Regions from separate parts of the Homo sapiens genome. Here regions 2 and 3 are each linked to region 1. The links are chromatin loops, found by intact Hi-C in ENCODE. Cell type or tissue: heart right ventricle. All regions are shown on one strand.

Region 1 (8,000 bases):
TGGCATTGGCAGGAGTGGCGGCTCAGCACAGGGAAGTTATCCAGTGCCCAGGCCCAGGCTTGCTCTCGATTCAGGTCCCATGGCATGTGGGGCTCTGGACCTGCCTGCCTCCAAGACAGCTCTTCCAAGGTTGATGGATGGAACTCCATAGCCTCAGCCTCCCAAGGCCTGACCGGCTCAGTCACACAGCTAGCCTAGGAAAACAGCAAATGGCTCAGTTCTTCCCTGACTGTGGGTTTTTGTAGTATTCTGTCTTGTACAGGAAGTCGGATACCAAAATCCAATCATGTGGGGATTAACACTTATTTACCTTGCTAATTGCTTCAGGCGGTGATAGGATTATGGTGAAAATGTTATCATTCTGGAAGGCACTATTGAAACTCCTTGGATTTTTATCAGGTGAGGTGGTAAGAGCGTGGGGCAGGGGGTGAGAGAATGGGTCCAGTTATTGGGAGTTTTCCTATTTCAATAAGAAATTGTTAGTTTTCAATATTTTAATATTTTACAATTTGGTGAGATGTTATGTGTACATCTCTTATAGATATGATGTATCAAATTAAGGGAATTCACTGTTTCTAATTTGCTAAGATGATTTTTACATTAATAATATACAGGGTTGAATTAAAAAAATTTTTTGGTATCTACTGAGATTATCTTATATTTTTTCTGCTGTTAACGTGAGGAATAATATTGATTGATTTTCAAATGCCCAACCAATGTTGAGTTCCTGACAAACACTATTAGATTATAACACATTTTTAAAAAAGCACTGGATTCAGAATACTAACATGCCATTTATGATTTTGCTCTGTGATTGGGAGAGATATTGACTGATCAAAAAATTGAGGAGGGGCACTAGAGTGATGCATGAAAATGGGCTTATTAATACGTAAACTTGTCAATATTTAAAAGGTCTTTCCTGTGACTGTCCTACCCAGTCAGACTTTTCAGATACAGGGAACATGTCTCATTTGGAGCATTTCAAAAGGCAAGATTGGCCTAAGTCATTCTATTTTTGAAGGCACCCTGAAGCAAATTTTAACCCAGAATGAATTGTTGAGGATTCCTCCTGCAGGGGAAGAACACTGAGGCACATGAGGTAAGCAGAGAGGCATATTTAATGGCCTGGCTTCCCCAAGGAAACGTTACTGAAGTAGACACCCAGGTGAGATTGTTTTATTTAAAAGTGCATTTCAAGAGTGAAATGGGCTTTGCAGATGCCACCGCTGCCAGAAGCCCTGTACTATCAGCCATGGTCAACCCCACCATGTTCTTCGACACTGACATCTCTGTTGACGGTGAGCCCTTGGGCCGTGTCTCCTTTGAGCTGTTTGCAGACAAGTTTCCACAGATAGCAGAAAACTTTCGTGTTCCGAGCAGTGGAGAGAAATGATTTGGTTATAAGGGTTCCTGCTTTCACAGAATTATTCCAGGGTTTATGTATCAGGGTGGTGACTGCACACAGCATAATGGCACTGGTGGCAAGTCCATCTATGGGGAGAAATTTGATGATGAGAACTTCATACTAAAGCATACAGGTCCTGGCATCTTGTCCATGGAAAGTGCTGGACCCAACACAAATGGTTCCCAGTTTTTCATCTACACTGCCAAGACTGAGTGGTTGGATGGCAAGCATGTGCTCTTTGGCAAGGTGAAAGAAGGCAGGAATATTGTGGAGGCCATGGAGCACTTTGGATCTGGGAATGGCAAGACCAGCAAGAAGACCACCATTTCTGACTGTGGACAATTCTAATAAGTTTGACTTGTGTTTTATCTTAACCACCAGACCATTCCTTCTGTAGCTCAGGAGAGGACCTCTCCACCCCATTTGCTTGCAGTATCCTATAATCTTTGTGCTCTCGCTGCAGTTCCCTTTGGGTTCCATGTTTTCCTTGTTCCCTTCCATGCCTAGCTGGATTGCAGAGTTGTTTATGATTATGAAATAAAAACTAAATAACAAACAAAAGGGAGTGAAATGTCCAGTTCAACAACAGAAGACAAAACTGGTAAACTGAATAGAGGTGAAAAATTGAGTGACTTCTCCTTCCCAACCAGGCTGCCCCCAAAATCACCCTTTGGGTTTCCCTTCCACTCTCTTTTAATCCAAACACCACCCCCTCACTGTTACTTCCATAAATAAACATACCTCTGCCCCATAGGCCTGGGTTTAGTCTCTTCTCTAGTACTACTGTAAAAGTGAAACAGCAAAATAGCCAACAGCACTAACTGTACTTTTTTGTTTATGGGAACTTTACTCATTCTTGCATGCAGGCTAGGATAATTTCGGAGCACTGAAATAAAATGGTGAAACGCTGTCTCTACTAAAAATACAAAATAGTTGGGCATGGTGGTGCACACCTGTAATCCCAGCTATTTGGGAGGCTGAGGCAGGAGAATCACTTGAATCCAGGAGGTGGAGGTTGCAGTGAGCCAAGATCATGCCACTGTACTCCAGCCTGGGCGACAAAGTAAGACTCTGTCTCAAAAAAAAAAAAAAAAGAAAGAAAAAAACAAACAAACAAACAAAAAAATACAACAACAACAACAACAACAAAAAACTCATCCCACCATACCCACTGACCTCACTTTAAATGTATGGTCACCAGCTTCAAGTCCTCATCTTACCTTATTTGACCTCTCAGCAGCATTTGACCCAGTTGATTACTTTAACCTCCTTGACGTTTTCACTTGGTTGAAAATATGCATACCAGTTTTCTTCCACTTTTTAAAATTTGCCCTTCTCTGCTGCTTCCTCCATATAGCTGAAAATGATTGGAAACATATTAAATATGTGAAAATCCATAATGATACTACAAAATAACTCATTGTACACATGGAAAGTTTTTAGAACACAAAAGAATTATTGGGAAACTGGTAAATAAAAGAAAACATTAAATATTTATCCTGATTTTCTTGCACAACTATATTTCAGGATAAACAAATAGTTGATAAGAAAATGTCCTTCCTTTTATAAGAAGTCTATCTAATAAAGGAATGAGAAAATCATAATATCACCGTTTGTAATCCCCAATGAAGTAATGAATCTAGATAATGTCCTTCAATGGCTCCTGAAATCATCAGGTGATAATCTGATGGGGAACTTTATAATAAATGGATTGGGCTGACACTTTTAAAACCACTAAGTGGAGACAACCAGACAATAAAATGACACAATATGAGTCTCCGGCTCAATCTAAAAAGTATTATTGCCAAAAAAGCTCAGACTTCAATTTGATCTAGCTTCACTTGTAACTACCAGCCAAGAGAATTACACCCTGGGGATGTAATTAGTCAAACCTAGAGTGTCAAACTTACAACAGAATTTCTTTAACAAATACATTTTAAGGAAAAAGTGGAGGGGAGACTATTATAGATTTTTTAAAAAGAGAGAGAGAGAGATAGGCCGGGTGCATTGAATGCCTGTAATCATAACACTTTGGGAGGCTGAGGCAGGAGAATTTTTTTAAGGCTAGGAGTTTGAGACCACTCTAGGCAACAGAGCAAGTCCCTGTTTCTTTAAGAAATATATTAAAAAAAAATTAGCCAGGTGTGGTGGCGTGCCCCTGTAGTCTTAGCTACACAGGGGACTGATGCAGGAGGGTTGCTGGAACCCAGGAGTTCAAGGCTGCAGTGAACTATGATGGCACCACTACATTCCAGTTTGAGTGACAGAGCAAGACTCTGTCTAAATATATATCTATATCTATGTGTATACACATACATATGTATATATCTATAGATATAGATATGTGTGTATATATATATATAGAGAGAGAGTGTTTTAGGCAGGTTCTCTAGAAAGCAGAGGCTGAAGCTAGGATTAAGATGCCAGCGGCTCATTTGGGTTGTGCACACTCAGGTCAGTTATTGGAAAGGAGGGACGGAGGTGAGGGAAGGGAAGATACTAAGCAGTGTGATGTGATGGGTGCCATTGTGCTGCCTCTGCCTTCACAAGCCAAGAAGTCAGCAGGTGGCTACTTGGTGCAGGGCTTCTCCAGCTGGATTGTAAGGAAAAGCCATACCTTGGACGGCTTGCTGAAGAAAAAAAGAAGTCACTTATTTGCTTGGTCCTTGTTCTTCACTGGTCATATTTTACCCTTGGAGGAGCTAACTCCTGCCCTTCTGGATTGTCACATTCAGTCTCCTGACCTTTCTGGACATCAGCTCCCATACTTAGTGGGGAAATTTTCCACCCAAGACCAAAAGTAGCATTAAATCAAGAGGGAGAAAGAAAAGTTATTGAAAAGATGCATAAGTTTGCGTCTCAAAGCAGTTCACCCCCTTTCCCATGCAGATCCTCTCATATGCTACCTATATATCCAGCTCCCAAGTCACAATATGGGATTCCTTTTTATCCCTTTGGAATGAAAATGTTCTCACTCGTTTCCTGTGAGGAGAGGTTCAGGTCTAATTAATCACAGACTCTTCTTTAAGGCTGCTAATCATGATCTCCTAGAAGAGGAAGGCAAGACAGTAAAGCAAATACATCATTCCCAACCAACCTCTGTAGCTAGTCTCAAGGCAGTTAAATTGCTCCCCAATGGCGACACTAGGTGGAGCCATAGGACCAGGTGGGATTCCTTATCTTCTCAGTAAGGGTGGTGGATGCATAGCCAGAGGAAAACATGGGTTATGAGATAATTTGTATAGTAAAGCCTCAGAAAATATTTTCTTTCTTTCTTTTTTTTTTTTGTTAAAGTGTTATGTGTATGTGGGACAGGAGTAGGGGGTGCGGGAGGATGGGCTGACCATTTTTGACTCATCTTGAAACAGTTTTCTTTCCCCTGGAATTTTAGTTTATCTAGTTCTCTTTGATTCTACAGGTCTCCAAATCCCCTAAAAATATGATAGTTTTAAATTTCCAGCTTTTCCCATTCTTACAGTGAAATATTGGCTTACAGGATTTACTTCATTTTGCTTAGAAGAGTTCTCATATTAACTTGTCGGGTGCAGTGGCTCACACCTGCAATACCAGCATGTTGGGAGGCTGAGCAGGGGCAGATTGCTTGAGGCCAGGAGTTCAAGACCAGCCTGGCCAACAAGGCGAAATCCCCTCTCTACGTCGTAGTGCACACCTGTAATCCCAGCTACTCGGGAGGCGAGCCAGAGGTTGCAGTGAGCCAGGATTGCACCAATACACTCCAGCCTGGGCAACAGAGTAAGGCTCTGTCTCAAAAAAAAAAAAAAAAAAAAAAGAGTTCTTGTATTAACTTGTAACGTAGTCATATTTTCTCATTAAAACCATTACCCTAGACTGTATCATTCTTCAACTTTCCCATTTCTCCTGTATTTCATAACCATTATTATTACTATTATTTTTGCAGAGTTGTCTATATTTGCCCTTTTCTTTTTCGCTTTCCCAGTCACATTTCTACCCATTGCAGTCCGGCTTATGCCCCCACAATTCCTCAAAAGGTTCTCTTCTTCAAATCACCAACATCTCTTCCTAATCACTACATCTAATGCATACTTTCAATCATTATCTCACTTGACTTCTCAACAGCACTGAAATTACTGCACACTCTTTCCTTCCTGAAAGCTCTTCTTTCCTCTGCATCTGTGATGTCACATTCTTATGTTTTTCTTTCTATCCCACTCGCTATTCCTTGTCATTTGCTAGTCTCAGTTTCTGGGTCGAGTTCTTATATTCCAGGATTCTTCAGGATAATATCTTCAGTTCTTTTTATCCCTCACTGTTTGCAGGATAACATATCATTTTTTTCAGTAATTTTTTTGTTTGTTTTTACCCCATACATTTACTGCCATTTAATCTAGGACAGTACTATATAAAAGAACTTTGGAGGTAATAGAATTGTGGACTTAATGAGAATTGCAATCCCATAGGAGTCTTTCAAGGAGTTTCTGTCAGACTGCACCAAAGTAGTGTTTCAATCCACTGCTTATATACAGGTGGTGGCAGCTCAGTATGTGCTCAGAAGTTACATCAAATGTGCTCGGAATTACATTACGTGTGCTCAGAAGTTACAAGCAAACAAAATGTCATCAAAGTTTGGATGTGAGGGTACATCTGGTTATAGATTACAGAGGCATAATCATTAATCCCGTTGTACATTATTTTTTGTACAGAAAAAGGCAAGGACCAGAATCATTGAACTTATCTTTTCTAAAAAATGCACTGATTCAGGCAGGAGATATGGGAATCTGTGCTCTCCCCTTCTTATCGTTTTCAAGGCATTCTTTTGGAGGGCTGTGCTCAGTCACCAAGTCAGGGGCTCTGTGAAATTCTGCTGGCAAGGGATTATGTGAAATTCTGCTGGCAAGAATGAACAAACACAGCTTCTTACATTTACTATTTTGTCTCACAGAAACATTCTCTACTTGCATTGTGCAATATAGTAGTCCTTTACCACCAGGATAGTGAGCACTTGAAATGTGATACTGTGACTAGGAATTAAATTTTAAAATTTGTTTAATATTGATAAATTTACATTTAAATAGCCACATATGGCTAGGGGCTACTGTATCACACAGCCACACAGCCCACATTTAGACCTGGAGGTATTCATTGTTTTATGGAAAGATATTATATTAGAAAAATCAGAAAAAATGCTTTGTGACATTTCATGTGGGAAATCAGGACATTGAGGAAGTCATAACCAGAAGGAAGATCTGGGCTAGATATTACAGAAGAGGCTGGAGTTCCTGCAGGGAGAGGCAGGAGCATGACGAGGGAGAGAGGTCATCGAGGCTGGGGTGAGACATCTGACTTACCGTCAGGAGCCACGTCAGTGCCTCATAAAATCCAATCTCCATTCAGGTGAGCGCCACACCCTGTCTGTGCAAAGACACTATAACAACTGTCCTTTCTCTTGTGATTCTATTGACAGCAGCCAGCAACTCACCCGTGTCTATCCAGCAGCAGACACACCATTCTGTGCCCTCATATTTTGATATGTAACAATCTGACTTACCTTCATGTGGACAACATGAAACAGCATATGAAATGAATGCCGAAACTAAGCATCACTACTTAAAATATTTATACAAATTTAAAATTTTAAACACAGATTTAATTTGTTTTTATTTATTTCTCTGTTGATCTTTTTTTTTTTTCCCTCTCTCTGATATGTTGCTAATTTTCCTGTGTTCTGTTCTTCACTTTGTTAAATCCTAGGATAAACTCAGACTGGGATATGCATGGTTCCTTTCTCACGTGCCTTTTGCTACAGAGCTGTTCTGATGCTGGTCATCTGACTGTCTCTTCTACTTCCTGTTATTATCTGAAAATGGTAGTTAAAAGCTTGGCTTTCAGTAACTATTCAGACAGGTTTGAAGAACAGTCACTAGCAATCCCCAGGTGACATTTCAGTAATGGCTTCATATAGTCTGAAAATCAGAGAGAAGGTCAGTTTCTTTAAGCAGACTTGCTATCTGGGAGTTCACTTCTCTCTGGGATATACTTTCCAAGACCCTGCCTTTAACTGTTAGCCATCTTTCAGTCACCCATGCTCAATACACTCATTCACTTAGCAAATATTTATTGAGCTCATACTAAGTGCTTGGCTTAGTTCTAGATGTTGGGCATATAGAATTTAACAATGAACAATTTCCTTGTTTTCATGTAGGAGAGAGGAGAAAGAACAATAAACAAATACATATGTAATATACTGTTAGGAAAAGTACGAAGAAATGTAACATGTTAATAGGCTGGAGAGTAAGGAGATGGAGAGGGTGGTTATTTAAGATGAAGCAGTCAGGGAGGTCTCTCTGGGAAGGTGACAAGAGAGTGGACATTGGAAAGATGGGAGAGTGTGAGCCATATGAATGTCTAGGGAGAAGGGCATTCTGGACAGAGTGACAATCCAGCACAGAATGAGCTTGATCTGCTGTAGGAAAAGGAAGAAGGTCAATTTGGTCAAACTGGCAGAAGTGAGCCAGAAAATAAAAAGAGGTGAAACTGGAGAAATAGGCAAAAGCCAGTTATTTTAGACCTTATAGGACATGGTAAGGAGTTTGGGTTTCATTCAAAGTATTATGGG
Region 2 (8,000 bases), 300 kb after region 1:
TTTAATAATATATCCAATGTAGTCTTCACATTTTAAGAAAGATGCAAGGAAAGCATGAAGAAAAAAGCTCCAAGAAGTGATAGGAAGGTTTGGGATTATTTATGCCAAAACTGTTTTCCAAACTAAGGACTGCATCAACCTGTGTTGAAGTGACAGTGACCATGGAGAGTGGAGTTATTTAGATCTAAGAATCCATGTCACCTACAAGTATGTGTTGTCTAATATCTCAATAAATAAAAGCATAAAAGAAAGTATAAGATGTGAGGGCTTTTGTACTTTTATAAACAGAAGTTGATACTAAAAGGGGTCACATTTGAAAAGTTTGGGAACTGCTGGTCTAGAAGTCAAGGAGGCTAAAGTGATAGAATATACATAGATATGAGATATTTTCATGAGTACATTGCTGACAAACTGTTGACAAAATTCGTGGAGAGCCATTAAGGTAAGATATATAGAAAAATTCTCCAATGGCAAGGATTTTCAAATAGAAACAAGTCATTTGAGCACTGCAATGGATTTATTTTAATATTCTAAGGATGGCTGAGGGACAATCTTGGGTGGCAGCTAGGTGGAGGGAAGTTGGACTAGAAAAATGACCCTTCAGTCTAAGGTTGTGTTTATTGTTTTGTTCCCTTTTCATCTTTCAACTTTAAAACTCTGCTTCAGAAATCAGCATCTGATTTCCCAACCAGGAAATGTCATCACTATTCCAGAGCCTCAAGAATAGTTATTAGCATACTCAATTCAAATGAGGAAGTTAGGTTTGGATCAAATATCTGAAATCACCATCTATTTCTACTTAAGGACATTCCCCCACAAGTGAAAAATGTGTATGATCTCTCAGGGCCTCACTCCAAATTCCAGTCCTAGGCTATACATTCCAGTGCACTGCCTTCAGATGTACCCTCAACAGCACAGATGGGCCTCCTTAGGAGGTAGCTGTACCAAGATAAGGTATAGGACCCAATTAGGGAAGGAAGACAGCAGTAACAGTGCCTCATACTTCTTCAGTTGCCCACTGATCAGCACAGGGACCTTGAATATAGGCAGGACTCTATAAATGCTCACCAAATTAGGTAAATGTGTTTATTTGTACAAAAATAGTGACTTTGACATCAATATTTATATATAAGAACTTTTGAGAGACAGTTTCCATTGGCCTAATGCCCCACATCCTTAGGAAAACATAGAAAGCAAAATAAAACAAAAACAAATCTACTCATTAAACAAGCATTTATTAATTGCCTACTTTACACAAAGCACTTTGTTAGATGCAATATAGATTTATGAGATATAGTACGTGACACAAGGCATTTGCATCCAAGAAAATGATAAGGAATCACACAGCTGAAAATTTTAATGCAATATTGATTATAAGGTTTTTTAAAAAATCGATTATTGGAAACAAGTAATACTTGTATAATTAACTAGCATTTTCATAGGAATGATGTCCCTGAACAGATACTTTTCAAAAGAAGTCATACACATGGAAAATAAGCATATGAAAAAATACTCACGATCACTATTCACTAGAGAAATGCAAATCAAAACCACAATGAATACCATCTCACACCAGTCAGAATGGCTATTATTAAAAACTCAAAAAAATAACAGATGCTGGCAAGGTTGCAGAGAAAAAGGAATATTTATATTGCTTGTAGGAATGTAAATTAGTTCAGCCACTATGGAAAGCAGGATGAAGATTTCTCAAATAACTTAAAATAGAACTGCTATTTTACCCAACAATCCAAGGAATATAAACTGCTCTACCATAAAGACACACACACACGTATGTTCACTGAGGCTCTATTCACAATAACAAAGACACAGGATAAACCTAAATGCCCATTGACAGTAGACTGGATAAAGAAAATGTGATACATATACACCATGGAATACTATGCAGCCATAAAAAATGAGCTCATGTCCTGTGCAGCCACATGGATAGTGCTGGAAGCCATTATCCTGAGCAAACTAATACAGGAACAGAAAACTAAACACTGCGTGTTCTCATTTATAAGTGGGAGCTAAACACTGAGTACACATAAACACAAATAAGGGAATAATAGACACTGGCACCCACTTGGGGGTGGAGGATGGGAGGCGGGTGAGGACATAAAAACTAACCTATTGGAAACCATGTTTATTACCTGGGTGATGAAATCATGTATGCCCCAAACTCCCATGGCATCCAATTTATCTATATAACAGACCTGCACATGTACCTCTGAAACCAAAATAGAAGTTAAATTAAAAAAACATGGGAGATGTTAGGATTAAGATGGCAGATAGGGGCAGAACTAGCTTGCAAGCACCTGCTCGGCACAAAGAGCAGCATGTGAAGATTCACATCGTGAACTTTTGCTCCAAAAACTACCACAGCAACCTACTAGGAAAGCTGAGAGAATCCACAGACCCTTTGAAGGAACTGTATTGCTGCTGCAGGCTCCCTGAAACACTGAAAAACTGTTGAGTCTGCTTGCTTTCTCAGTGGGGACGCTGGTGGTCTGGGGCAAGTTCTCAGGCCTGGTCTCTGGCTGCCTGGAAATAGACTCGGTGCTGTTAGAGGGGCACAGTGGAGTGAGACCGGCCTTTGGACTGCTGGTCCTCTATTAAAATGCACATACCCCTGAGAGAGTTAGCACATTCATAATACTTCATAAGTCATATCTCAGCATTAATTAGTTTATCTGTTTCTTTCAATGGACATCAGTTTAAGACACAAACAGATGTTGAGGTGGAAGAGAAAGGTCAAAGTCTGGAGCTCTTTTGGGAGGGGCAGGAGGGTAAGGGGGCTGCAGAGGGATTCCCTGGTAGCAAGGACAGTGGACAAGTGCTGAGTCTGAGGGGCATGGGAAGGATCTGGAGACAGGGGAGGTAGACCCTCACAGAGAGAACTTTGGAGGCTTTTAGATGCTGAAAACTTTGGCAACTGCATGATATTCCCTAGATAACTCATCCGCAGATTAGTGGAACAGTCGTTGATAGATTTCCCCACCCCTGCAGGATAGTGGGAAATACCAGCTCTTCTTCCTCACCTTCCATCCCTTCCAATCGCAGCTATAAGAACTAGCTTACTTTTAATAACAGTCAAACAGTTTAAAAACCAAAGATCCTACCCACTTGTTCTGAAAGAGAAAATCAGACTGGAGAATGACAGAACAAGATCCACGAGAGCCAGTTGTCTCAGACAGGGTCAAAAGTTCACTTCTTGAACCTAGCTGCTGCCACTCCTTTGATGACCAAATGCGAAAAGCGTCTGCCCCATTTCTGGGCATTATCAGTGCTGTCAGCAGCCTGCACAGCTCCTACAGACAACCCTTGACAATGTCACAGCTGTTTCCTCGGCTGCCAAAACCGCTTAAACTTGCAGGGTTCCCTGTGTTCTTTTTAATCAGGGCTGGAAACTAAAGCTAACGAAAAACGATTCAGCTCAAGTGTTTTTCATTTTGATTGCAGAAGTGTACATTTGCCTAATGCAGAATGCTTCTGTACAGAGTTCCCTTTTAAAGATTGTGAGGTGGGTGGCCAACAGGGAGTTCTCTCCTGTTCATATTTTACTGTGCTGAACTGAAAAACAAGTTGCTAGGCTTGCATCAGGAAAATCAACTGTAGTCCCTGAAACAATTGCACAGCTGGATAAAGAAATCCAATAGAGAAAGCAAGTGGTCATTTCACTTCTGTACACCTTGTTCCAGCCTCACCAGTTCTAGGGACACAACCATGTTTCTGAGCCTGAAGATCCATTCAAAGTCACCTGTTAGAATGTCAACAAGCATGTATGAGTAACACTGCTTAATATCAAGATGATCTCTTTTTAAGGCTGCTCTACAGTCACATTTCTCACAGCAGAGTTTAAGTGGCAAAAACTGGATAACTGGTTGTAATAGAACACTTTTTAACATCCTCCAGTTAGTGTGCAATCTGAGTATGTGGCAAAACTGAATGATCTGTGGTTGCTTTTAAGGGGATAGTGGCTTTTGAATATTGAATGGTGTTTCCATTTTCTTGATTCCCATCTCTCTCATGCTGCCAACACAGCAGTCTTCCCCACAATAAATGCCAATAAGCAATGGAAGGAAGAAAATAAAAGAAATCACATTGAGTAGCTGAGTAGAAAACACTAGTTTAAAAAAATTTCCCCAGCAGAGACATTTCTCCTTCCCTCCTGATTTTAATCCTTAAATCTCTAAATGGTTATATGTAAACTGTCCTGAAATCTTTATTATTATTATTATTTTGAAACACTACATTTGAAAGTAGAAGTTGTCTCTAGCTTAATACTTTGACCAACTGCTTAGTGTGTGTTCAGAACACAAAAGCATATTCATATATGTACTTGCCCAGCTATAATTGAGAGTAAAGAGCAATTACTTCTCACTTATTCTCACCTTCACATTTTATATGTTCCTCATTCTTTTCAGTGAAGCTAGGATGATGCCAGGCACACAACATGCTCCCAATAAGCATTTATGGAGGAATGAATGAAATACCTAGCTAATGTTGCCTTTCTCCACTCCAACTTCCCAATGACTTACTGTAGACTCCTAGGGTCCCAGAGCCATTTACCAGTGTTTTCACCTCCATATGGCCCTCTTTGGCTGTGAATTTCTCACCGCCATCTCTGTCTACCTGAACTTAATGGTCTTTATTTCACTGGCTCTTTCCATGTAATGGTAACCCATCTGATGATTTGCTACATCAAGGTTGTAATTTTAAGATGTGTTACTTATTCCAAGCATAATAACTTGATGGAAAGAAATCATCTCCACATTAAGCATCATGCATGGAAACCTGTCAATCCTCTTATATGTTGCACAAATGACCTTTTAAATATTCACAATGCACTAAAAGAAAAAGGTCAACTTAACACTGAAAAAAATAACACAACTACTTATATATATTCCATAGACTATTTTTTCAAGATGACACAATAATCAATAGTTCAGAGTTTTTCCACTTAAAAGATAAAGTTATAAGCTGAGGTAAATTTTGTCTGATCTCACAAAACTCTAAAATACTATGAAGACAACAAAAAAGATTATTCCACTCAGAGAAGAAAGGAAGGTAAAAAGAAACTCTTACAGAATTTTCTTCTTCTTGGGCAAAGACTGGAGACTATTGAGGGAATGTATTAATAAAACTTTAGTATAAAGCCAATAGGACAATAGGGCATATTTTCAAAGCTAACGATAAGTTCAAATGTTCAGTATCAGATTAGCTATGTCCTAGACACTGAAAGCATAAACGGAACAATAAATGGTTATTTCTTTGGATTTTTGGAAGACAGAAGGTAGGAGATACTGAATGTTTAACAGGTTAAATATGGTGAATTTTTAAAACTATACCTTTGACCTGAATCCCCATCAATATTTTAGAATGGTTAGATTATTTCTATGAGCCCAGAAAGGAAACAACAGGTCACTTGGAGTCAACATGGCTTCACTAAGAACAAATCATTATAGGAAATGTACTTCCTTTCCTTTCATGAAAGGATTATTGAAATATGGTTTAGGGCAGTGTTGTTCATCTAATGTTTTTCAATTTCGGTGAAGCAGGTGATGTAGTTTCTCATAATATGTTGTAAGTAAAATACATTACTGTGGCCCGAGTAAAGATAAATGAATTCACCAATGGTTAAACAAATGACTCAATAAGTTAATTACAGAATCCTGAAAAGCCTGGGGCATAATTTTCAAGTGTAGTTGACAAAGCTATGAATTTTGTTTTGTTATAAAGGTTTTGGTAGAAAACAAAAAAAGACATTCATATGGATTTATCAAACACATGGATGAGAGATAACTGGTAATACAGTTATGGAGGAAAAAAAGGGCAGAATTTCCAGTCAGAAAGATCTCATTAGAGTCAACCAATGGATTAAAATGAACAAAATACAATTTACTTTGGAGAAAATATAAAGCCTGAGTTTGAATTCAAAATTCTACTGCAAAACTATAGGTCACTTTTTTTTTTTTTTTTTTTTTTTTTGAGATGGAGTTTCGCTTTTGCTGCCCAGGCTGGAGTGTGGAGTGCAATGGCGCGATCTCGCTCACAGCAACCTCTGCCTCCCAGGTTCAAGCGATTCTCCTGCTTCAGTCTCCCAAGTAGCTGGGACTACAGGCGTGTGCCACCAAGCCTGGCTAATTTTTTTGTATTTTTAGTAGAGACGGGGTTTCACTGTGTTAGCCAGGATGGTCTCAATCTCCTGATCTCGTGATCTGCCCGCCTGAGCCTCCTAAAGCGCTGGGATTACAGGCATGAACCACAGCTCCCAGCCAAAAGTATAGGTTACTTCTTACCACCATCCACCACTGCCTGACCTGCAGCTGGCAAATACAATCATGGAAGCCTCTTAACATCTGCAGAATCTGCATCAGTATGATCTGACTTAAGGCATAATTTTATTTTGAAAATGAGATTCAATGCACAAAGCAAATTTTCACAATTTTAAACAATATACAATTTGACCTTGAAAATCTTAGTCTCCCTGACTCAGCCCTCTCTGGCAAAGACAGATATCTGGCCAGGAGAAAAGACAAGTTCATTCACTTATCAGAAGCTTGGCCCTCAGTCAATGGGTTACCCTTCCTGGGCGATTATAACTCACAGTAAGGGGTAGACATGTGACCCAGAGTGTGGAAGAGACAGGAGTGGAGTAGTAGCATGGGAAGACAAGGTGATGGTGGACAGGGAACACGGTTCAGCTCCGGGGAGGGCATATGGTCCCATTTCTCTAAGCTTCTTACCTTGTTTTCACTTAGTTTGTGGTCTCCCTGTGCCAGGGTAAGAGTTTGTGGGAGGAATAAGTCAAGTCTCTGTTTCTTAAAAAAACAAAAAAAAAACAAAAAAAACCCCAAATCTTTCCCCAAGTTCACATTCCGATACGAAAGAGAAGGGAGCAAAACCTTTGCCAGTAAACAGAAAGATCAGGCAGTTATATTTGTGCAGGACTCCCAGGGAAGAAGGAGGTGGAGTTTAGACTAGCGATAAGTTCATAGCTTCCAGCCTCGGGGTGGCTTTCCCTGACCCTCTGGTCTTGGGAGTTCTGGACCAAAATTTATCCTTTCTGGCTTTAACAAGGGAAAAGCAAATCAAAACCAAAAAGAGAAAGGGGAAAAGAAAACCTCCCAAGTTACCAATCTTCTGTTTACTTTATTCCTTGTCTTTTAGCCCATCTATCCCTCTGAGATGGTTGCTTTGTTTGGAGGAAAAGAAAACTATTTCAATAAGATCCCTAAGTATTTCAGTTTCTGCAGTATCCTAGCCTTATACTGTCCTCAGAAAAGCATAATGCCTTCATGGGGCTTCTTTATTGCTTTTGCTTTGTTTTTGTTCACTTGTTTGTCCTGACTGTAGACACATGTTTTTAAATTTATTTCATATAATAGAGATCCTGTTTAAAAATGCTTGCTGCCAAACTTACAAATGTCTTGATAAGAAAAAATAAGCCCAGCTGTAGTTAATTTTATTCAGTGAGTTTTTTTTTTTTTTCAGTGTGTATTACTTTTGGGTTCAGTATTAAAAATGGTGAGACTGACCTCAAATATTGAACAACTCTCAACAGCTCAATATTTTGACCCTCTATCCCCTTTCCCTTTTCATGTTATTTATAAACCATTTCTCCAACAAATTTATCTGCTATACCCAGTGCCACGTGCTCAGGCTTTTTTTAGTCCTAAATTCTGCACCTTCATTTGGCTTTGGCTGTAGTCCCAGCCCTCTGGCTCAGACGTAATTCACGGCCTGGCAAGAAGGGCCCTTTGAGGTCAGTGGGGCCTTGGTGAGGGTGGGGGAAGAGCAGAGGTCTGGAAAGACACCCAAAAGCACTGAAGTCCCGAGGCTTCACTCTGCTTTTGGATTTTGACATACATTTTGCTTTCATGCAAGTCACCTGTACAAAATTGAGCAGCTAAGAGCAACAATTAATTAAATAAGACAAGTAGGTTTTGCAGATTAAACTTCTCTCCTAAAAGCATACATGATAGTCCCTTAATCTAGAT
Region 3 (8,000 bases), 960 kb after region 1:
CAATTAGAACATTAACACAGAAAACAGCCAGTTATTCATTCAAAAATATATAATTTATTGAGTACTTGCTAGACACAATGGATACAATGATTATATAGTCCCAATCCTCCAGGAGAACAATAGACAGACACCTTTATAATATGTATGTGGAGTGCTCTGACAGGGAAAAGCACAAGGTGCCATGGGGGTGGGAGTGGCCCAGAAGCTAAGGAACTCTTCCCCCATGAAGTGGTTACTTACTTTCTAATCTTTAATTTAGATTCTCTCATGGAACATTTGAATGGTGAAATTTTACTACATAAAGGTTCTCAACCCTAGGAGGTTTATCCCTGCCCCCCTGGAACATTTGGCAATGTCTGAACAACAAGTTTATTGTCACAACTGGGGAGGGGAGAAGAAGTTAGCAGAGGCCAAGGATGCTGCTAAACATTAATCCTACAATGCATAGGGCAGGCCCCAGAACAAAGAATTATTTGGCTCAAAATGTCAATAGTGCCAAGATTGAGAAACTCAGCACTAAAGATAAGCTACACACAGATAGTTAGCACAATATCCCTACAGGTAAAAAACAAACAAACCAAAAAAATTGCTAACACTACCAATATAACCAAATTTCAAATGTCTTGGGTACTTCTATTAATAGCCTCAAATATAACAGTTTAGTAAGAGTTAAATGAGGGAGGCTCAAATGATCCTTGCAGCAAACCTAGCAAACTAAGAATGATGTAAAACAATTCCGTTTCTTGCAATAGCTATAAATCTCTAAAGTACCAATTATGCATTTTATCAAAAATTAAAAGTTGCCCAAATCAAAATAAAACCTAAAGTCCTTCAAATAAGTCAAGCTGGTTAACAAAATCACTAACCTAACAAAATCCTTTTATTAGAAACCTTGTAACTCATGAAGGGGAAAAAACAAACACAAAACAACTTTGAAGCTGGATAGACCTGACCAAGCCTCACTACTTTTAGTTATATGAGCCACTTACAGTCTGAATTTCAGTTTCTTCATCTGTATTATTTGAGCAACAGAAATAACTCAGGGTTGGCCGGGCGCAGTGGCTCACGCCTGTAATCCCAGCACTTTGGGAGGCCAAGGTGGGTGGATCACGAGGTCAGGAGATCAAGACCATCCTGGGTAACACGGTGAAACCCCGTCTCTACTAAAAATACAAAAAATTAGCCAGGCGTGGTGGCGGGTGCCTCTAGTCCCAGCTACTCGGGAGGATAAGGCAGGAGAATGGCGTGAACCCAGGAGGCGGAGCTTGCAGTGAGCCGAGATCGCTCCACTGCACTCCAGCCTGGGCGACAGAGCAAGACTCCGTCTCAAAAAAAAAAAAAAGAAAAGAAAGAAATAACTCAGGGTTGTAAAAATGATAAGTACTTTATATGACCATAAATGGTAGTTACTATTATTACTATTCCCTGGGCAAAATCTAATTCCACAGCCTCATATACACTTGATGCAATGGTTAGCTATTGTACAGGTATTGCCTAGCAAGTGAGATACAGCAGCACTTGCTGAGATTATCTATAACAGACAACACACCTTTGAATCAAATAGTCTCACAACACTTGACATAATGGCATCTGTATTAGAATAAGGAAAGGCTCTGAATAACTCAAAATTTGAAAAAAAAATTCTGTATTTTGCTACTGAGTCAAGCACAACAATTTTTAAAGAATAAATATTTTGAAATTTTTAAAATAATGCGTTAAATTTGAGTTTCTCAGAAAAACAAGCTATATCCAGATATATAATGTCATTATATATCTTTGAGGTAGCATAATGGGGTTCCAGTCTGAATAGTCCCTTACAAGCTATATGACTTTAGGCAAATCACATAACCTCCATGAACCTTAATTCCACATCTGGGATACAAAGATAACACCTTCTTGTTGCATGAGGATTAAATGAGTAAAACATACATAAAGCATCCCTCGTAGAATCCAGTACACTGCAGTTGCTCAGTAACATTAATTATCTCACCTACGCAATATTAAAAAATGTCAGTGCTTTTCGGTGCTAATATAATCTTATTTCTCAGAGCCTTTAGAATGGTTTTCTTCTTCCCTGCCAAACAACAGGGGTCTCTGATCATCCTTTTTCTGAATACGGAAAAGTATTTACTTATTTAACAAAATGACAATTGTTCTAAAGATCATGAGACTTTTAAGAAGTCTTTTACTTCTTGCCATCTATACTACTTATAATTATTCAAATACTGGTTAGGCACCACAGGGAAATAATAAAATATTAAAGCTGAAAGGGTCCTATGAAGGAAGTCATTTAACTCCCAGTTTTGACGAGAACAATTAGACCCCAAATCCACGCAACAAATCAGTAGCAGGGTCAGGATTAACTTGGATATTGACTAGTAATACAGGAAAATTTAATAGCTTCTTTTTAATTCATAAAACTAGATACTTACACTGCCATGTAGTCAAAAAATGCACCATCAGTGACCTCAGATATAGGCTTTTTTAAGATTTCTAGATCTGGAAGAGACTTCCAGTCAACAGAAGACCAAGAAGGAAGATCCCTCAACAAAAAGTATCTCCACAGAATTGGATCTCTTACAGTTTCATTCCAATAATGATTTGTACTTCCCAACTGACACAGATCATGAGGTGAAAGAAAGGACAAAATATATAGCTGTACATCAATCTGAAACAGAAGAAAGCAGCAGGTAGGAAAAAGGAATGAAGAAAATAGTTTTTGGGTGATAAACCACATAATCAACAAATAAATAACAAAAGGTCAACTGACTAGTATTTTTAATAACTAAATCTACCATTAATAATTAAATCTATTATTTTCCTGCTATCAGCAAAGGATCATAACTGAACATTTTAGTTTCGTAGTTGTTAAACATTTAATTTCTGAAACACCTGAAACATTCCTGAAAAAGCAACCACTGTCTTGCTATTTTTCCAGCAAAATCACCAGTTCCTTTAATTTTTCCTCAGAGATATTTGGATATACCAGTTAGTTACATAAATTAGTTAAGGAAATAATTTGTCCTTCAAAATAAAACCCATATCAACCTTTATCTGATTTTATCATCAGACCAAATCAAAGAGTGTACATTTGTCTTTTTCTTTTTTGAGACACAGTCTCGCTCTGTCGCCCAGGCTGGAGTGCAGTGGCAAGATCTCGGCTCACTGCAAGCTCCGTCTCCCAGGTTCACGCCATGCTCCTGCCTCAGCCTCCCAAGTAGCTGGGACTACAGGCGCCTGCCACCAAGCCCGGCTAATTTTTTATATTTTTAGTAGAGACGGGGTTTCACCGTGTTAGCCAGGATGGTCTTGATCTCCTGACCTCGTGATCCGCCCACCTGGGTCTCCCAAAGTGCTGGGATTACAGGCGTGAGCCACCGCGCCCGGCCGTAAATTTGTCATCTTAGTTCCTCTACAGAATCTATTAAAATGTTATGAAAAACCTCTGCAAGGAGAAACTTGGAGGCATTCTAAACCTGCAGCTTTCACGTTGATATACACATTGGAGAGAGGTGTCAATAGTCCAAATGAGACAAAGAATTGTAATAATTTTCAATAATTTTTGTTCTCTTCATTTACCTATCTACCCCAAAGTTTAACAATAAGTTATGTGTGTCATTCTCGTGGCCTTGATGTAACTTGAGGCACTTGTAACTTAAGTCATTTATTTTCAACTGAGGGGCCGTTTTGTTTCTTCAAATACACAATAACAGCCACAGGCACAATGTCCTCTTGAGAGGGTAAAAACCTTGGCCCTCCAAGTGTTTTGGTACAGTGATCCGGAATCAAAGACGCTGGGAACAGGGACGCTGGAATGCTTTCCCAAGCTAATCAGCAAGTTGGGAACTGTCTCATTTCCGTAACCGGACATTCAGGGTGTCCTAGTCACATGTGCCTGTTTTGGCGGGTGGAAAACCTGAGGGCGATCGGGAGGGTCCCCAGGGGCCCCATGAAGGTGCTTCCCTGAGATGTTCGGGCCCCCTGCGGAGCACCAGGGTCCACGCCAAGACGCTTCTGATCAACTGTAGCTTCTCGGTGACTACACTGCCAGGAATGGCTGCATGGACGGAGCCAGACCCAGGCCGGGGCGCGAGAGTTCCCCAGGCCCCGGGGGGCTCCAGGGGAGGTCCCTCCGGCCCGGGCCGGCCCCACTGTCCTCCGCGGCCTGCGGCCGACGCTCACCGGCAGCCGCGTCAGGGTGCTGGCCGCCTCATCCACCTCCTCCCGTGAGGTCGTACGCGCCACCCTCTCCTTGCTCACTGACTGCCAGAAGGTCTTCCAGCCGCTGAGGATGGCCGCCTCCAGGCGGCCCCAGTCGCTGAAGGGCGGCGGCGGCGAGTTTGTTCCGCTGCGCGGCTCGCTTCCCGCCATGGCTTGCCCGCAGCGTGGGTGACGCGTCTTAGAGCCACGCTAGCGCGTCAGCCTCCTGCGCAGCTCCGCGCCAGCCGAGGGCGCCCTCGGGCGTTCCGCCTCCCGCTTCTCCCGCGAGTCCGCCTCCAGGGCAGGGTTAGGCCCAGGGGCAAGGGCGGGTACTGGGAGGAAGCCCACTGTGCGTGGCTGTGAGCCGAGTACGAAGCTCCTGTCAACAATTAACTTCCCCAGTAACTTGTGGCCTCAACCTCAGCCACGCCAACCGCAGAGCCCCTGTACAACCTCTGGCCCGCTGACTTCCTGGCTTCATTCAAGATGTTCTCTCCGGGATCATTTCCACTATGCCTGGTCCTAGGCGACTCCGCTTGTTCGATAGACCTCTGCCACTGTCTTGGGCTTAATAACCACTTGCTTCCTTTTCAGCACTACCATACTACGTATGGGGTGTTTTTTGTGTGTGTTATTTCCTCAATCACCAAGTTACCATTTATTTTCTTGAGTATCAGCAAAAACAGACTAGAGAGGCAGTCAGCGGGCCAATTACAAAGAACCTTTTGCCAAAATGAGAAGTCTGGACCCACTATGCAAAAATATAAGCACATTTAAAATTTGCAAGGGCGGCAAAAAACGGCTAGAAGAACCCAGATGTGGTGGTGTTGAAATCCCACTAGTGAGTTTTTTAATTCTCAAACCAGATGCCCATTCTACTTACTTTGGGCTTACTTTAAAAGTGCTTTAAGAGAACGTATTACAAGTTAATCTGTTACATAGAACTGGGTATGTATACATTCAAAAAGTAAATCTCTGAGGATCTAAATGTCAACAGAATCCAAGAAAGCCTGATAACTAAGGTTCTGCAAGGCTCTGTAACATACAAGTTTAAGTTTCATTACATTTTATTATTTGCATGTTGTTGGTAGGGGCCAATAACCAATAAAATTGCAGCCTCGTTTTTGGGAGGCAATCTGGACAAGGACCACGGATTAACCATATGGCATTTCTCATCACTTTCTAGGACACGATTTACTTTGAGAGCAAAAAACGAACTAGAGCAAGAAAAAAAATCAGTTCAAGTATAAAGTATTAAAATGATATCTGTTAAATGAATGAGAAAAACTTTATTACGGAAAATTTTGAACATTTATAAAAGGAGAGTGAATAATATGCTCCTGTGTGCCCAGTATCCAAGATTCCATTACCAACACCTGGTTAATCTTGTGCTGTTGCTATACTCACCTAATACTACACCCCCAATTCTGGATCCTTTTGAAACAAATCCCAGACCTATCATCTGTAAATATCTCAGTATCCGTCCCTAAAAAAAACAGATTTTAAGAAACAGACCACTGTACCTAAGCAATTTTAATTCATTAAAATCACCAAATACCGAGTCAGTGTTTAACTTCCCCATCTGCTTTGAAAATAATTTTTCACATTTGATTTGTTTGAATCATAGCCCAACAAGGGTCACACATTACGGATACTCTTAAAGCTTAAGTTTCATTGTATAGCTCCCCCTCCTTTATTTTCCCTTGATATTTGTTAAAGAAAGCAGGTTGGTCTTTCTGGACCACTCTGGACTTTCTTTTTTCTATATTCTTCTTCTTCTTTTTTTTTTTTTTTTGTTAGTAGAGATGGAGTTTCACCATGTTTTCCAGGCTGGTCTCGACCTCCCAGGCTCAAGTGATCCTCCTGCTGTGGCCTTCCAAAGTGCTAGGATTACAAGTGTGACCCACTGAACACGGCCTGCACACTATTAATGGCATCTCAATAGTGTCTTTAACACATTCGTAAATGGTATTATATACTGAGACTGAAAGCTACAAGTCATTCTCATTTTCTAATGTTCGGAGTGATCAGTGGTTTCACTGGGCTGATCCATTCAAATTTCCTGTAAGTTTTTCACCTCAAAGATAGAGCATTTATCAATGAATATTATTTGCTTACAAGTTATAAAATGTTAGTATTCTAGTTCTATAATTCCTTTTATTAGCTGAATTAAAGAAAAATTTTCCGTCAGTCATTTGATTGTCCTGCTCAAGCCAGAATTAGCTATATTTCCAGAAAACTCTGGCTCATTTTGACGGGAATGGTATTTGAACATGGTTTCCAGGCCTTTCTAGTGTCTTTTATATAGAGAAAACATAACTTCGTGTTATTTCCCATTCAAATTTAGGATTACAGATTGTTTTTACTCTTTGATTTTGTATGTATCTTTTCTCATACACTAAAAATCCTCATTTCTAATTATATTAACATAGTTATGATTAACAATTTAATTACTGAAGAGTTTAAGATTTCTTCACATTTCTTTTTGCCCTTGGATATATCCCATTAAGAATGGACATACAAATTACTATGCTTTAAAGATAACTGAAACATACCTGTGTATTCAAGCCATCAACTTGATATGCAATGCAGGTCGTCTGTTTCATTTTGCTTTGGACTTGTAGGGCTTTTCTTAACTTTGCTTAAATCTCGTTTTAGAATAACATATGTACCAAAGTCAAATGTTGAAAATTCAAGATATATTCTGAGAAATCTAGCTTCCATCCTGGTCCTTTCCATCTGGTTCCTCTCCTCCTGCCTCCACCATAAGTAACCATTTTTTAAAGTTTTGGTTATGGGTCCATTGTTTCTTTTTTTTAACTACACACACACACGCACTTTTATATTCCCTTTCTTAAATATGATACATACACACACACACACACACACATATATATATATACCTTCTCCATTTTGTTTTTACTTAATAAGACCACTCTGTAGCGTTAAACAGAAATATACCTCATGGATTTTTACAGGTACATACTACTCAATCATGTGGCTATACAAGGATTTAGAATAACCTATTTTTAAGTATAGTATTTAAATTTAAATAACCAGTATTTCATTGAATGCTTCTGACTTGTGAGTTAAGAATTAGACCAAAAGGTATCAGAAGCCAAGGCAATCAGGCTGATTAAAAAATCCAGTTTTAAATAGGATATGTATAACATATTTAGATGACTAGTACATCTCAATACAGTGGGTTTTATATATATTTTGAGGGAGGGCTGAAAATGTTTTGAAAATTAATTGGATGTTTTCTTCCAGTCATATCCACAAAAAACATTTGAGATGCCTATCCAAGTCCTGATTTCTTCTCTGAAGTCTGCTTCCCACCTAGAAAGACCGGCATGACTTGAACTAAGGAAAAGGCAGTGCTTTCCTGGCCAACAAGTTTGTCATTCAATTGTCTGGCTAATGAGTCAGCATGCTAAATGAGGTATGCCTATATACAGAACTAGACATTAAGGGAAACAGTCTAGAAATAGCTAATTCTCTTGTGCTCTTATATACTACACACTGAACTAAAGCACTCTGAATATTAACTTATTTATCTTCAATATCCTTGAGGTAGGTACTATTACTGCCTTAAAAATAAGATAAGGCAGCACAGGAAGATTAAATAACTTAAAGAGAGTCACACAGTTAGTATTATAAATGGCAGGGCTATGATTAAACTCAGGCCTTCTGGCTCCAGAGCTCAGAATCCTAACCACTATATTACCCCATCTTTAAAAGTTATTAGGACCAGAAGAAATAACATTCAGAAGTTAAAATAGTAAACTGAGATGATAAAA

Evidence for each region. A loop is a pair of places that touch in the nucleus more often than their neighbours do. Peaks named below come from ENCODE experiments on the same cell type or tissue, not always from the same donor. Only the 100,000 strongest peaks of a DNase experiment are listed, where the experiment ranks them.
Region 2: a loop joins it to region 1, with 3.0 times the contacts of the local background. A loop is called at or near these places in 26 of 110 quality-filtered maps.
Region 3: it touches region 1 in a loop (6-fold over the local background); 4 of 110 quality-filtered maps call a loop at or near these places.

The regions. Positions count from the first base shown.
Region 1 is chr5:42,886,069-42,894,068 of GRCh38, reverse strand. It overlaps the pseudogene PPIAP77. Among named protein-coding and RNA genes, the nearest start is that of SELENOP, 78 kb to the right of the region's middle. RefSeq lists an enhancer at 6,017-7,216. In heart right ventricle, a CTCF peak has its summit at 4,553 (motif pointing right); a DNase peak (open chromatin) is centred at 4,558.
Region 2 is chr5:42,586,515-42,594,514 of GRCh38, reverse strand. All of the region lies in intron 2 of GHR (growth hormone receptor), which reads right to left. Among named protein-coding and RNA genes, the nearest start is that of CCDC152, 170 kb to the left of the region's middle. In heart right ventricle, no CTCF peak of the experiment used is centred here; DNase peaks (open chromatin) are centred at 3,324 and 7,734; H3K4me3 peaks cover 1,615 bases; H3K27ac peaks cover 3,685 bases.
Region 3 is chr5:41,921,681-41,929,680 of GRCh38, reverse strand. It overlaps FBXO4 (F-box protein 4), which reads right to left and starts at 4,400. Exons shown (of 7, transcript NM_012176.3): 1 at 4,183-4,400; 2 at 2,433-2,668. The coding sequence starts at 4,371. RefSeq lists silencers at 240-534, 3,963-4,142. In heart right ventricle, a CTCF peak has its summit at 4,452 (motif pointing right); DNase peaks (open chromatin) are centred at 3,900 and 4,490; H3K4me3 peaks cover 2,057 bases; H3K27ac peaks cover 2,366 bases.